2 separate regions of the Mus musculus genome follow, and region 2 is linked to region 1. Evidence: chromatin loops called from intact Hi-C (ENCODE). Cell type or tissue: gastrocnemius. All regions are shown on one strand.

What was found. Hi-C counts contacts between places; a loop is a spot of excess contacts. Peaks named below come from ENCODE experiments on the same cell type or tissue, not always from the same donor. Only the 100,000 strongest peaks of a DNase experiment are listed, where the experiment ranks them.
Region 2: a loop joins it to region 1, with 2.6 times the contacts of the local background. A loop is called at or near these places in 13 of 42 quality-filtered maps.

What each region holds. Positions count from the first base shown.
Region 1 is chr3:133,086,694-133,094,693 of GRCm38, forward strand. Gstcd (glutathione S-transferase, C-terminal domain containing) reads right to left here and starts at 5,132. Exons shown (of 12, transcript NM_026231.3): 1 at 4,887-5,132. It overlaps Ints12 (integrator complex subunit 12), which reads left to right and starts at 5,162. Exons shown (of 7, transcript NM_027927.4): 1 at 5,162-5,283. In gastrocnemius, no CTCF peak of the experiment used is centred here; DNase peaks (open chromatin) are centred at 4,737 and 5,185; H3K4me3 peaks cover 2,374 bases; H3K27ac peaks cover 2,042 bases.
Region 2 is chr3:133,268,948-133,276,947 of GRCm38, forward strand. No RefSeq gene overlaps it. Among named protein-coding and RNA genes, the nearest start is that of Ppa2, 37 kb to the right of the region's middle. In gastrocnemius, a CTCF peak has its summit at 3,139 (motif pointing left); a DNase peak (open chromatin) is centred at 3,138.

The DNA.
Region 1 (8,000 bases):
GACCTGTCATTTTTTCCTCCTCTATTCTGCCAGATGCCATACTGCAGTCAGTCACCGAGAGGACATGACCAGGCAGTAGACAAAGGCATAAGTTGTCAGGAGCTGAACACAGCCAATAGAACATGCATCTCTCTCTTCTAGGACAGCATGATTGGGAATTTGTAAGAGGAATAAATAGGTAAAAAGAAATAGAAATGCTTCAGTTTCATTACTTAGTGAATTCTTCAAGGATATGTTTATTTTAAATGGTTATATTAAATCATAGGTATAATACTTAGACATTTAGGCTATTTGCATTTTCATTCCAATTAATATATCTTGGCTTTGACAAAATATTTTACATAAGAAAAGAGAAATCAGTTTTTGGTTTTTTTTTTAAACCTAAACTCTTAAAAAAAAAAAAAAAGCTGCTAGGCTAGGCAGCATATGCCTTTAATCCCAGCACTTGGGAAGCAGAGGCAGGCAGATCTCTGTGACAGAAAGAGCCAAGATGAAAAAGAGAGCGGGGTGCAGAGAGAGGGAGGGAGGGAGGGAGGGAGGGAGGGAGGGAGAGAGAGAGAATAAAAATATTAAAATTAAACATACTTCTTTTTTTTCCCCCGGTTTTTCAAGACTGGGTTTCTCTGTGTAGCCCTGGCTGTCCTGGAACTCAGAAATCCACCTGCTTCTGCCTCCCAAGTGCTGGGATTAAAGGCGTGCGCCACCACTGCCCAGCTTTAAACATACTTCTTTATCAACTAGAATTTTAAAAAGCAATTTGAATGTTTTGTGTTCAAAGTTCAAGGTCAGGATATTTGGCAAGGTCAGGATATTAAACAATAAATTACAATTCATGACAGAGCAAAAGTTATGTTATGCAGCAAAATATTGCTGAGTATTTTGTATTATTTTGTTTTACATTAAGAAATATTAGCCAAGCATGGCTCACTTCTTTAATCCCAGCATTCAAGGCAAGAGGAGCTCTGTGAGTTCAAGGCCAGCTTGGTCTACATAGTGAGTTCCAGGACAGTGAAGACTGAAGAAAGAACCTGCTTCAAAAAAACCTAAAGTAGTAACTGAATCTAAAGGGATCTATTCTGAAAACACTCAGAAAATTCTCTAGAATAAATACTATTTGCCCTTATAAAGTGGAGGAAAAGAGAATCAGGAGTTCAAAGTCATGGTAGAATACATAGCCAGTTCGAGACCAGCCTGTGTTAACGAGAACCTGTCTCAAAAACCCATAAATAGAAAATATTAATACTATCAGAATATAGCCTAAATTAAAGCACATTTTATTGTAGTAGGAACAATCTTATCAAAATAAAAATAATCAGAAATTATGTTATTAAAATATTTTCAGTGCCGGGCAGTAGTGGAGCACACCTTTAATCCCAGCACTTGGGAGGCAAAGGCAGGCGGATTTCTGAGTTCGAGGCAAGCCTGATCTAGAGAGTGAGTTCCAGGACAGCCAGGGCTACACAGAGAAACCTTATCTCGAAAAAACAAAAAACAAAACAAAACAAAAAATTTCAGTAAGGATGCCCCCCTCCTAAACCTCCATGTCAAGCATTAGTTATCTGCCAGTTTTTAACACTGGACACAATTCTCTGTCATCGCTTCTTGATTCCATTTACTGCATATTCTTCAGCTCCCTCAATGATTTCTGGCTCAAATCTAGTAACACAGGAGGATCACAAGTTTGAGGCCAGTTTGGACTATGTGGTGAATTCAAAGCAAGCTTGGAGATTTTAAGAAGGGGCTGTTTTAAAATCCAAAAGGCTAAGACATAGCTCAGAGAGTGACTGGCTTTATATATATATATAATATTTCCTGCCAGAAAATTGCAACAGCAAAACCTGATATAATGTCATGAGTACTTACTCTATTGCATGGAATAAATCTGATTATTTATGCTGTTTTTCCCTTTTCTTTTACGTTATGACTGTTGACTGATTTCATGGCCCATTACCAGTACACAAGCCACATCTCAACAGCATTGTTCTATGTGCTCTGCAGTGCCAATGGCTTTAAATATTATCCGACTCCTACATTTATTTCAGGCACATCTTGCCTGAGCTCCAGGCTCGACATTTCAATTGGGTATTTTTCTAAATGTGTTCATTTTTCTTTCCTGGCCCCATTGCTGATGAAATAGCAACACCATTCACCTACCTCCAAGCCTAAAGTCTCACCCAATTCCTTCATCTCTCACACCTGCTATCTCCTTCTTTGAAATAGAACCAAAATCTCATCACTTAGCACCCACACTGCTGCGCTTAGTACTGCTGGACTGGATGTCCCAGGAAGGCTGGTACCTAAGAGGGGGCTCCCTTCTCTGAGAAGGGGAGGGGTGGGGAGGGGAGGGATTTGTAAGGATGAGACTCTGAGGAGTGGGGGCACAATCCTGATGTAAAGTGAATAAATAAATAAATTAATGGAAAAAAAACCAACTTTCCCTCATTTTCTCCCGTATGGAATGAGGGCAGTAATAGCAGCAGCACCTTCCATCCTCTGTGCCATGGTAACTGACAGGGAGCCCTGAGGAAAAATGCTACCTACCTTCTTTATTTTGTTTTGAATAGTGCTACAGCTCAAATGCCAGGCCTCACTCATGCTGGGTAAGTACTCTGTCACTGAGTTAGACCTCACCCCCTACTATTCTTTAAAATGCACAAATTCTTTACCTAAGGACACTATTAAAACGCATAAACTTTAATGGGAAAAATCCAACTCGCGCTTTTTATTTGAAAACTTCTTCCAACAAAATGTGTGGACTATGTTGAACTTAAATGTGCTGCACCACAAACACTGATAAATTTAATACTGAGGTTTTAAACCCAAGGAGTCATAAAATGCTGTTGGGAATTCTTATGCCAATATACATATTAGCAGACTATATTTTATAAAATAAAAAGTTTGACATAGTTAACGAGTATGAACATTTACTGATTTCTCTCAAATATTGAAATCTAAATTTAAAGCTGCTCAATTCTCTGCATCAGACAATCTTCAATATTTTGAATGTACAACTTAGCTCATGGTTTAGACATTAAACAAAGCAGCATTATTTGGTTACAGACCCCACTTTATTACCATACAGATTTTTAAAAGTGCTTCTTCATAAATAAATAATAGTCAGTTACCTCTAGTTAAAAGTCCAAGAAAGAAATACAGCTTTTAGAGTTCATACTATGTAATGTAGGATTATAATTCAGGGGCAGTTAACCCATGATTAAAATTAGCTATTTGGATCCCAGGGCAAGAAATTTTTATTAAGTAAGAAAAGTTTGGAAGTGGAAATGCTTACTGAAATCTTAGTTATAGAAGAATATATAATCTCTCTGGAGATTCAAAGAACTGTCTGTTGTTATTAAGTCATAATACGTGCAGTTAACAGGGAAGGACAGCATAAAATGTAAATGCTGAAAATACCATCAAGCCTGAAAAAAATACTGAGTTACCTCAGCAAGCAATACTTATTTTATGATTACAAAGCTTTTAACTCCTGCCTCCCAAGAAATGTTCATAGAAGAAACCAGTAAGTCACTTTGCATTCAAGGATAAAAACAACACATACCAGGCAACAGTCTAAAATACTGATGGACACCAGGGTAAGTCCCAAATGTTTTTATGGCTACTAAATTACTGCTATTAATAAGGCCAAATGGATTATTGTTTGTGCTTATTTAAAACCATGTGCTGTTGAAACAAAAGCTAGAAAACATAAGAGGTTTAAAACAAAACTCCTTAAGTCCATAACCACAAAGCTTTTAGTTTTGTTTGAAATGGGGAAATACATAGTATTCTTTCCACTCCCCCGGCCCCGGACCTCACTGCATCCCATTTTCCCTTCCTTGAGAGCCCACCCCTTCATGGCCCCTTACTAGTTTAAAGGTGTTTTTCATTAGTACTATAGAACAACGTTCAAACCTCAATCTCCTTTTTGAAGTTAGGCCTCTTTAAAATGATTGAGTCACAATTTCAGCAGCGTCAATGGCAGTGTATGCTCCTCAAAGTGCAGTTTAACACTCATATAGCTTAAAGTTTGATCTACTAAATATGACAGCAAATCAGTTGTATTGTAACAGTTTATTCTCATGGCATTTCAAGACCATATTTACATGTTTAAAGTCACTTCCAGTTCTTGCTTTTTAAATTGTGGGACAGCACGAGGGAAACTTGACAAATGCCACCATCTTTAGCAATAATGTGGTACGAGATACACTCGTTTATTTTTTCTGACCTTAAGGAATTTATGACAAAGGATTTGGTGGTGAGTATGGCGGGGGATGGAGATGGGGTGGTGTAATTCCCCAGTCAAAGTTAGAGAGGTATGTATTAGGGTATTCTTTTTTTTTTTTTTTTCTTTTTTAATTTAAGCCAAAGCAGTTCTCGTGCAAACTCAAGCTTTCTGTTCGTGCTAATAATGGAAGGGCAACGCTGCTTTGGTGGGGATAGCAAATGTCCCCAAATGCAGCAGATCCTAACTGTAAAATAGTACGCATGTACAGCGTCCAATCAGGAAGGGCTGCGACGTAAAACTATGTCTTTGGGGAAAGTTAAGTCGTGCTCCAAGAGGTCTTTTTTCCTGCACTTAACTCAAAACGACCACACAACCCCCTACCAGGCAAAGCTGCCCTGTTGCTCTACCCACGCAGGGAAAAGACTAGAGGGATGGCTCGCAGCCGAGGGGCCCACGCGTCACTCAGCGGAACGGCGCGAAGCCCGTCCATCTGCACCCACAGCAAAAGCCTGCGGTGAATGTGGGGCTGGCAAGACTCTCAAGGGCTGCGAGCCGTCACCGGTCCCACCCTGGCCTCCAAGCCCAGCCCCGCCGACCCCTGAGGGCGAGCGCGGATCTCAGGAGGCGGCGGGGGGACGAGCGGCCCGAGCGCCCTCTTTACCTGGTCGCAGGGGCGCGGCCAGGCAGGGAGGGCGCGGGAGCATGCGGGCGACGACGCGGGCCACCGCGCCTTCCCGCCCAGCTCGAGCCGGGACTCCGAGGCTACTTCTGGAAGCCGCGGCCTGAGGAGGAGCACTCGCCTCCCAGCGAGGCCCTGAGCAGGGGAAAGGGGGCAAAAAGAAGGAAGAGACAACGTGTCTGCGCGTCCCCCGCCCAACGCCATTCATAATCCGGCGGACCGGAAGGAGTGCCCTACGTCACTTCCTGCTGTCTCACTCGGAAACGTTCCCCTTCCGACCTGTTGCGGGAACCTTTGTTTCTCTCTTCTTAAAGCTGGTGAGGGCGGGGACGGATTCGAAGAGAGCTACCGGGAACCGACCGAGTGGCGGGGCGGAGCGGTGAGTGGTGACGAGGGTCCCCGCTTCCTGGCGCCTCGGGGGGAGGCTCGAGACCCCGCGAGGGGCGGCCGGAGCGGAGCTCCGTGGGCTGTCGGTCTCCTCCCTGCTGGAGGGGAGACCTCATAATTTGCGGGGTGGTTGCGTGGCTCCGCCTGAGCGCTCCTCCTAGTCTGGAAGGACTGAGTGAGGAGGGCGCCGAGGACGGTGGCCCGGGGGACCGGGACCGTGGAATTGTCCAAGACCTTTGACCGAGGGTTCCGGAGACCTCTGTACAGCTCCCGTTTTACATCTCTGTTCTGGCCTCCTTGAGAAGGACTTACCCCTATTCGAGGCCGCCCCCAGTGTGTTTTGATTCCATCAAAGAATTGGCATTTCGAAGTGTCTCTTGACTCTCCTTAGCTTCTCTAGCGCTTGGGTTTGTTTTGGAATTGGGGTTTTTACATCCTGAGTTTCCAGACTTCCCCAAAGGCGAAGCACTAAATGGAAAGAAGAAGTTAATTGGAAAGGATTACAGAATCTTGCAGAAACACGAATGGGATGGTCTCGAGTGTTGTAATGAGTATTGCACTCTCTGCAGTTTCCTTTATCTCATGCACTAGCAGGTGATCAACTTAGAAGTTTGTTTGAAACTAGTAGGCAGGGTGAAAGAGATCTGAGAGAAAGCATCTATTTAGGTAGGGGTGCTCAATTTTGTTTGGGGACATCACAGCAGCCTTGAAAAGGACCATTTTGGCAAAAATCCAGTTGATTCAATAAATATTTTTTAAAAACACCTGTGAAATGCTACTTGCCAGGGAAATTCCTGCATTCCCCCTCACATTCCCCCTTCATAAACTTCTGCTCTCATAAAAGCTATACACTAGTGAGATTAATAATTAAAGACAAATGAAAGAGTAGAAAGTGAATGTTGCAGGTCAGAGCACTGTACACATCCCTACCCATAAAATAGACGATTGTCTTGCTTTTTTGTGTTTGAGTTATGTTGAGAGGAAAAGACAGTTGCATTTCATGAATGCCTTTTGCTGAAGTGACTAGAACTGTGTAGAGTAAAAGACAAGAATATTAGACTTCGGTGAGTTAGCTGAATATAATAGTCTGGTCATTGTTTTCAGAGTAACAGAGAAATAAGAGGAAGTGAGAGAAAAACCATACAGAGTCATCTGCCTTGAGATGGTATTTGACAACAAAATGCTCATGACTGCTGAAGAACAAATTGGTAGTGAGACTAAAGCAAGACAGAGCATTGGAACAATAGTGGCAAGAATGAGAAAGCCAGGGAAAGAGAGGTCCAATACCAACTTAAATGTAAAAATACAAAGTATCCCTCTTGTATTCACCTGATCTTAAAATAGGGGAGAGTAGCTAGAGCTAGAAGGGGACTTGGAAAAGGGAAGCTGGACTTAAAACTGACTTGGAGAAATAAAGAGTCAAGAGGCTGCAAGAGGTCCTGTTCAGTAGGAAAATGTAATTGTTCTTTCTGGAAAGATGGGAAGTGAGTTGACCAAACAAGCATGAGAATGCTAAGTGTGAAGCATGCTAGATAGGACTAATAACCTGGAAGAGAATATGGTATTTCTTTCAGTGGCACTTGTTTGGGTGTAGACGGGAGAAGATGCCAAATAGAAGCATGTCTACACAGTAGGTAAACCTTAGAGCAGTGGGATAAGGATGCTTAGAGAACTGGAAGAGAGTCACGGAACGGCTTGTTCTAGAGTGGAAGCCGAACAGGAAGGGAATAGCATACTGCCATAAACAGAGGTAAGCGATGCGGGGAGATTATTGTGTAGGCTGGCAGTTGCAGTGTGTCTTGCATAGCTACAGGTACTTCCTGGTGTGCCCCAACCATCCCTCCCACCAGCGCTAGCTATCACTGCCACATCCTAGGTTATTGATAGTTTTACAGTAATAAGTATTCATTTTCTTCCTTTCTTTGTTTTAAACAGTGCTTAGGTTTTTAAAATAAACTCACACTTAACATATTCTTTCATCTATCTTCCTGTTCTCTATTTACATGTACATTGTTTATGCCACCTACTGCTTCTCTTTGGTTTGAAAAAGAAATAGGAGCAAGAAAGAAGGGGGGGGAGGGAATTAACTAAAAAAAATATTGTCTTATAATACCCCAGATATCTTCTTGAGTTAAAACAGTGGAGAAGGAAAAAAAAAAAGGAAGATATAGTTTGCAAAGAAGGAGGCTGTTGATTGTAGTCATAGAGAATGGTGTAGCAGACTTCACATTTCACTAGCTGAAAATGAAGCTTTCTGTTAATGAACTAAATAAAATTATTTATAAAATGTTTTAGAAGATCATAATATATGCTTAATTAAAGGTAATGTCAGGGAGAGAGAAAGAAGGGCCTGGCCCTAATATTATGTAAATAAACCCCTGAGGTCAGAGGTTGATAAATGGAGTCATGGAATTTCTAAGCTGAGCAATACAGAAGAGGTTCTATCTGAGTACTGTTATAGCTTTTCTGATGGAACAAGTCAGAGGAACACTTCCGTGTTGGGAGCTGTAAAACATGATGTCATTAGTGAGAATAGTAAAGACAGATAGATAGTGCTTGAGGAAAAAGGAGGAACTATAGAGGAATGTGTTATTAATGACTGGGCTAATAAAGCTAGTTTGAGGAGGGTGAAGGGCTGAGCTCAGTAAAAACACTGGATGGATTTGCAGGATGAGCATCTGTGCTTTAAAGAAGCCATGATGTATTGGG
Region 2 (8,000 bases), 180 kb after region 1:
TGGCTTGTGCTGTAAGATCGAGAATTGACAAATGGGACCTCATGAAACTGCAAAGCTTCTGCAAGGCAAAAGACACCGTCAATAAGACAAAAAGACCAACAACAGATTGGGAAAGGATCTTTACCTATCCTAAATCATATAAGGGACTAATATTACCAATATATATAAAGAACTCAAGAAGGTGGACTCCAGAAAAACAAATAACCCCATTAAAAAATGGGGCTCAGAGCTAAACAAAGAATTCTCACCTGAGGAATACCGAATGGCTGAGAAGCACCTGAAAAACTGCTCAGCATCCTTAATCATCAGAGAATTGCAAATCAAAGCAACCCTGATATTCCATCTCACACCAGTCAGAATGGCTAAGACCAAAAATTCAGGTGACAGCAGATGCTGGCGAGGATGTGGAGAAAAAGGAATACTCCTTCATTGTTGGTGGGATTGCAAACTTGTACAACCACTCTGGAAATCAGTTTGGCAGTTCCTCAGAAAATTGGACATAGTACTACCGGAGGATCCCCCAATACCTCTCCTGGGCATATATCCAGAAGATGTTCCAACCGGTAAGAAGGACACATGCTCCACTATGTTCATAGCAGCCTTATTTATAATAGCCAGAAGCTGGAAAGAACCCAGATGCCCCTCAACAGAGGAATGGATACAAAAAATGTGGTACATTTACACAATGGAGTACTACTCAGCTATTAAAAAGAATGAATTTATGAAATTCCTAGGCAAATGGTTGGACCTGGAGGGCATCATCCTGAGTGAGGTAACACAATCACAAAAGAACTCAAATGATATGTACTCACTGATATGTGGATATTACCCCAGAAACTTAGTATACCTGAGATATAAGAGACAATTTGTAAAACACATGAATCTGAAGAAGAATGAAGACCAAAATGTGGACACTTTGCCCCTTCTTAGAATTGGAAACAATCACCCATGGAAGGAGTTACAGAGACAAAGTTTGAAGCTGAGACAAAAGGATGAACCATCTAGAGACTGCCATATCCAGGGATCCATACCATAATTAGCCTCCAAACGATGACACCATTGCATACACTAGCAAACGTTTGCTGAAAGGACCCTGATATAGCTGTCTCTTGTGAGACTAAGCCGGGGACTAGCAAACACATAAGTGGATCCTCACAGTCAGCTATTGGATGGATCACAGGGCCTTCAATGGAGGAGCTAGAAAAAGGAACCAAGGAGCTAAAGGGATCTGCAACCCTATAGGTGGAACAACAATATGAACTAATCAGTACCCCAGAGCTCTTGACTCTAGCTGCATATGTATCAAAAGATGGCCTAGTCGGCCATCACTGGAAAGAGAGGCCCATTGGACACGCAAACTTTATATGCCCCAGTACAGGGGAACACCAGGGCCAAAAAGTGGGAATGGGTGGGTAGGGGAGTGGGGGGGGAGGGTATGGGGGACTTTTGGGATAGCATTGGAAACGTAATTAAGGAAAATACGTAATAAAAAATATTTAAAAAAAGGAAAAAAACTGCAACTATTTTTAAAAGAAGGGAGGTTGGCGATATCCTACCTGGATGTCAATCTCTTGCTTAGTCCTGCACTATGGCCTGAGTCTGTTCTCCTGATGTGTGCCTGTGTTGACATGTTGGACCCCAACGTAACTGTATTAAAAGGTAACAGAGCCTTTAAAGAACAGAGCTGAACAGGAGCTAAGCAGAGCCACTGGGTTTCGATGCTTGAAAGGGATTAGTGTGGGGCTCCCAGAGTCCCCTGCATCCTTTTCTGGATCCCTGGATTTGTCTTCTTCATGTCACATCCATTCTTATGAGGAGCCAACAGGGCCCTCTCCAGAGACTAAACACATGGGCCCACCTGACACTGGATTTCCAAACTGAAAACCTGACCTAGACTAACTTCATTATGAAGTGTCACATATCTTGATACAGCAACAGAAAATGGACTGATCTAGCCTGTTATTGTAGGGGAGCAATCAGGCACACACACAGAAGCACTGTTTGCAACAATGAAAACGGGAAAATTCCACTATTTAATGAGTTAAAATTAGTAAATGCCATGAATACCTTGAGGGTATAAACTAAGTTACCAAATATAAAATATACTATAATCTGTTTTGCCTGCAGTTTGAAAACCACTCAGAATAGTACTACTTTAAAAATTCTGGCCTGCCTACTTGGCAAATTATATTCATAATGATTTTAAAAAGCTATTATAATTTGGGGTTTCTACTGGCTATATTCTGTAAGCAGTTCTTTATTGTGTGGGTCTATGTGATTTTTCTATATTTTTATTGAGAAAGGAGAATTGATTTTTTACAAAGAATGGTGGAAAATAAATGAAAGTGAACTCAGATAATGTAAGGATCATTGATAATAGGTTAGTTTCTTCTCACTCATTCAGCAAATAGCTCAGGCATTTAGTTTCCAGAGGGCATTGTACTGGACGGCGAAAGACTAGCACACAAGGTAGATATAGTTGGTTCTAAAGCCACACGAAGACAGACAAGTGAAATGATTCTAATACATGAGAAAGGAACCAACAGACAATACGTATGTCACACCCACTCTTATCTAAGACCATTGCAGAGGCTCAGGAGTTTCAGTGTCAGGAATAGATGCTAGCTAACTAAAACAAATACAAAGATGCAATTATCCAAATAATTGTTAGTTACATCTGTATGTAAATAGATCAGAATAGGTTTCATTCAAGTTTCCCCCTCTCAAAAAGAAATGAAAACAGGAAAGGAGAAAAGGAAAGGGGGGAGGAAAGGGGAGGTGAGGAGAGTGGAGAGGGGAGTGGAGGGGGGAAGGGAGGGAGGGGGAGGGGAGGGGGGAGGGGAGGGGAGAGGGGAGGGGAGGGGAGGGGAGGGGAGAGGGGAGGGGAGGGGAGGGGAGAGGGGAGGGGAGGGGAGGGGAGAGGGGAGGGGAGGGGAGGGGAGGGGAGGGGAGAGAAGAGGAAGAGGAGAGAAGAGAAGAGAAGAGAAGAGAAGAGAAGAGAAGAGAAGAGAAGAGAAGAGAAGAGAAGAGAAGAGAAGAGAAGAGAAGAGAAGAGAAGAGAAGAGAAAAAGCAAAGCAAACTCCCTCAGCTCCAGCAATCCAGGAGGGTCAATGGAATTTCCATCTGTTGTTGGCGCCCCCTTGTGTTGAGTCAGTTATCAAATTCTCGTGTTTTTGTTAACATCAGTAAAGGCATGAAGAAATGATAACTCTCCTTTCTTCAAAAGCCCCCTGCAAATCTCCATACCATAAGGCTGTCTCATTCTTTAAATTCCCAGAAGTAGTTGCGTGGGGATACTTGGCTGGCTCTGGTCTCCACTGATAAGTGCACAGGGTGTTCTGTAGAATCCAAACGAGCTCATTTGTAGGAAGAAAGTAGCTTTATTTTCATAAATACTAGAAAACTCCTACTGATTCAGTTTTGAAATTTGTTTTTCTTTCTTCTAGAAGTATTGTCTTGGGTTAGGTTTAGTAGTTTTTAAGTGTTTCTCCATTCTGATATCCAAAAAGACAAATGATATTTACTATTGAAGTGCTTGAAAATTAAATAATTATTTAATTGCAAATAAGAGTGTAACAAAATGCAAGATAAAAGAATAAAATATACTGGGGAAAATATAGTATAATAATTTGTATTATAGTTGGAAAAATTCTAATTAAACCTGATATAAAAATCTTAAACTGTCGAGAAAAGTACAAGTATTTAGAAATTAAAATGGAGTAAATGAAAAATATAGAAGATATAGGAACAAAACTTGTACTTAATATGATACTTGTGATTGACAGGTTGGCTGTCACAGTTATAAGAGCTATTACAAGAATCACTTTGGAATTAGAAGGGACAAATATTGCAAAGAGCAACGTACTGGAAATCTTCAAGTAGGACATTAGGCTTGGAAACAATACAACGAATGAGTGTAGTAAAAAAGAAAATAAAACAGACCTTCTTAAGAGAAATTTCACTTATAAGAATTTCCCTGAAGAAACAGTTGCAAAAGGTTTAAAAAGGAAAGATATAAAGAAGGTTTCGTTGCAAGTTTGTTTTTTTCTAGTAAAAACAAATTGGAAACGACTTCATTGACTATTGGTCAAGAGCTACTTAAACACATACAGAGCATCTGTATATGGAGTATACTACATGATTATTTAAACATTGACCTACTTCTGTACATACAGGCCACAAATGCTTACCGTGTAATGATGCTTAAAGAAAGTACCATGATGCACTCTTGTAAAGCATATTTTCTAGGATGTTAAATATGCACTAAAAACTCTAAAACTGCAAACCCAGTAAAAGTGGACCATCTTTCTTACAGGTGCGAAGGTGGAAAGTAGCACTTGCTACTTCCGATGTTCTTCATTGTTCAAACTTTGCAACAAGTATGCGATGTTTCCATCATGAGAAAATACATCGCTTTGCATATTTAAACCTCGTTAATTAATGGGAGTGAATAATTCTTGTCACTGAATTACTGTGCAGCTTACTGAGTTATGCTTACAACTAACAGAGTAACTCCAAACTGCTTAAAAGTTCCTGTTGCGTAGTTAGCCAGGCAGAGTATTTAGCTGCCAACGTGTGGGGTATTCCTAAACAGCAGTAGAAATTTCTATTTGAAGGGACAACCCACAAATGCAGCATATTGAAGAATCCTAGTAATTAGGTATCGTGTTTTCTGTTATTGTTGTTTGGGGGTTCTTGGATTTTTTTGTTTTCTTTTGCTTATTTGTTTGTTTTGTTTGTTTTTTTTCTTTTCTTTTATTGGATGTTTTCCTTATTTACCTTTAAAATGTTATCCCCTTTCCCAGTTTCCCTTCTGGAAATCCCCTATCCCATCCCTCCTCCCCCTGCTTCTATGAAGGTTCTCCTCCACCCACTCCTGCCTCCCCACCCTGGCATTCTCCTACACTGGAGCAAGGGCCTCTCCTCCCATTGATGCCCAACAAGGCCATCCTCTGCTCCATATGCAGCTGGAACCATGGGTCCCTGCATGTGTACTCTTTGGTTGGTGGTTTAGTCCCTGGGAGCTCTGGGGGATCTGATTGGTTGATATTGTTGTTCTTCCTATGGGGTTGCAAACCCCTTCAGCTCCTTCAGTTCTTTCTCTAACTCCTCCATTGGGGACCCCATGCTCAGTCCAATGGTTGGCAGTGAGCATCTGCCTCTATATTTGTCAGGTTCTAGCAGAGCCTCTCAGGAGACAGCCATATCAAGCTCCTATAAGCAAGAACTTTCCGGCATCCTCAATAGCATCGGGGTTTGATGAGTGTATATGGGATGGATCCCCAGGTGGGGCAGTCTCTGGATGGCCTTTCCTTCAGTCTCTGCTCTACACTTTGTCTCTGTACTTCCTTCCGTGAGTATTTTGTTCCCCTTCTAAGAAGGACCGAAGCATCCACACTTTGGTCTTCCTTCTTCTTGAGCTTCATGAGGTCTGTGAATTGTATCTTGGGCATTCCAAGCTTTGGGGCTAATATTGGCACAAGCTAGAGTTATCTGAGAAGAGGGAACCTTATTTGAGAAAATGCCCCAGTCAGATTGGCCTGTAGGAAAGTCTGTGGGAGAATTTTCTTGATAAATGATTGATGTGGGAGGGTCCAGATCCCTGTGGGTAGAATCACCCTGGGGCAAAGGGGCCTGAGTTGTATAAGAAAGTAGGGTGAGCAAGCCAGTAGGCAGCATTCCTCCATGGCCTCTGTTTCAGGTCCTGCTTCCAGGTTCATATCTGAAGGTTGGGCTCTGACCTCCCTGAATATGGAGAGTAACATGGACATCCATGTATAATCCCTTTCCTGCCCAAGCTGTGTTTGGTCATGGTGTTTTATCACAGAAATAGGAAGAAAACTATGTTTTCTATATGTTAGAGACGATGAATGGCTGGAGAACTGTGGCATGTTACCTCTCTGCTGTTACCTCTCTGCTGGACACTGCACATGTTGCTTTATAGGTATGATGGTTCCTGATGAACCTCAAACAAGAGAAGAGAGCCAGTCAGCATTTGTGGTTCTGTGAACGCTAATGATGTTCATATTTCTGCATAAAATTAAAAGTTCTCTTTAATAGTTGATTTAGCAGGGAACCTAAACTAGTTAGACACACAAAGAAATCTTCCTTGTGATTTTCCTTTTTCTTTTAAAGAATTTAACAAATCTGGAAGCCCAGTGATAAATGTTAGAGAACACGCCTTCTAGGAACTTGAGAGTTCTAGATGAGAAAACAACAGGGTAAATGGGAAAGAAACAATATAGATTATGCTACATTAAATAAGATGGGGATGAAGTCAGAATTTAAATCTAACTCTGTGTGATCACAGTGCTTAAAAATAAAACCAGGGTTTTCTCTATACTGGTAGAGATTGTATGTCACTTTTAGATTGATTTTTGTTCTATGATAACACGCCTAAAAATGTTTGCCCCAGTTATATAAATGAGAATGAAAATACTTTGCAAACTAAAATTTGAGACTTTTCATGGAAAAGTGAAAATGACAATATAGTATAGAGACAACAATTAGACCAGATACATGCGTAGTGAGGACAAAGAACACATGGTAAGTCTGGAAGTCTCCCAGGTACAGAACCAGGCTACCGCACATGTCAAAGGACTATTCCGCGTGCTGTTCTGACATAACAAGTGGGCCTGGGGGAAGAGTGTCTGAGAAAAATACAAAAATATTGCAACCTGAGTGATCTGTGGAGTCCGCAAATCCAGCTGACCCAAGGGCTTTCTTTCAGAACGTGTCACGTTAACAGGCTCCAGTGACGATGCCGTAAGCTGTAGGAAGAAACATATCTTCTGTTTCTTGCCTGCTATGGCTTTTACCTAGTTTGTGCCCCCTTCAAATGCCCCTGTGTTTTTAAAACCACTGTCTCAGGCATGGTCCTATTATTAGAAAGAAGCAAGAACCTTTGGGGGGGGTAAGGCTTGGTGAAGGGGCTAGACAACTGGGGGATATCCTTGAAGGGGACTGTGGTGGGCTCTTTTGTTTTCCCTCTCTTTCTATTCTTGGTCATAAGGTATCTATGACTGAAGTAAATACCCTGGCAAAAGCAACTTAAGTGAGGAAGGGTTAATTTGGCTCATGGTTAAAGTACACAGTCAGTCATGGTGGAAGAGTCAAGACCGGAGCCAAGGATGGCGGATCACATTACATCCAGTCAGGAAGCAGAGAGTAATGACTGTTTGTGCTTAGCTAACTCTTTCCCTTTTATATGCTTCAGGATCACACCCCAGGGAATGGTGCCACCCACAGTGGGTAGATCTTATACCTCAACTAAACTAACCAAGAAAATACCTCATAGGCATGTTTATTACAAGTAAAAACCAAAAATGCTTCGCTAGAGTCCCATTGAGAGCCTTAAAGCATGTAGTCCTCCAAGATTCATATCCCCTCAGTATCCACACCTCAGCCACCACCAGCCACTACCAGCACTGTCTCTGGAATTCTTGTCTCTGAGAGATGGTCCTCCTAGCATATTTCCAGAACTTCAGTCTCCATGTAAGCACACGCTTCATGTACAAAGCATTTCCTCTGCCTGTTGCTGAGCCTGGCCATTTTGTTAATTCCTTTCATAATGAGATAGAGATAGAAATAGAGATAGAGACAGAGATAGAGATAGAGATAGAGAGACAAGTAGAGAGAGATAAAGAGATAGAGACATATAGATATAGCAATTGAATGCTCTCCAGTCTTCTACTTGACACCTCTCCCCAGAACCTGCTAAAGTGTTATGAATTTTTCTTTCCATTATTGCAATTTTTCATCATCATATTAATTTATGAACTCTGATTCACAAACCATTTTCAGATTGTGGGTATTAATCACCTTAAGTGTGACTATTTTGAACTGAGTTTTTTTTTTTTATATGTGTAAAAATTCCACATTTTGAACAATAATAAAGAAATGTCATAACAGCATTAATAATATATGGATTCCACACTGGAATGATTATTTGGGAGTATTGAAATAACTACATTATTAGAGTAAATTTTGCATCCCTTTT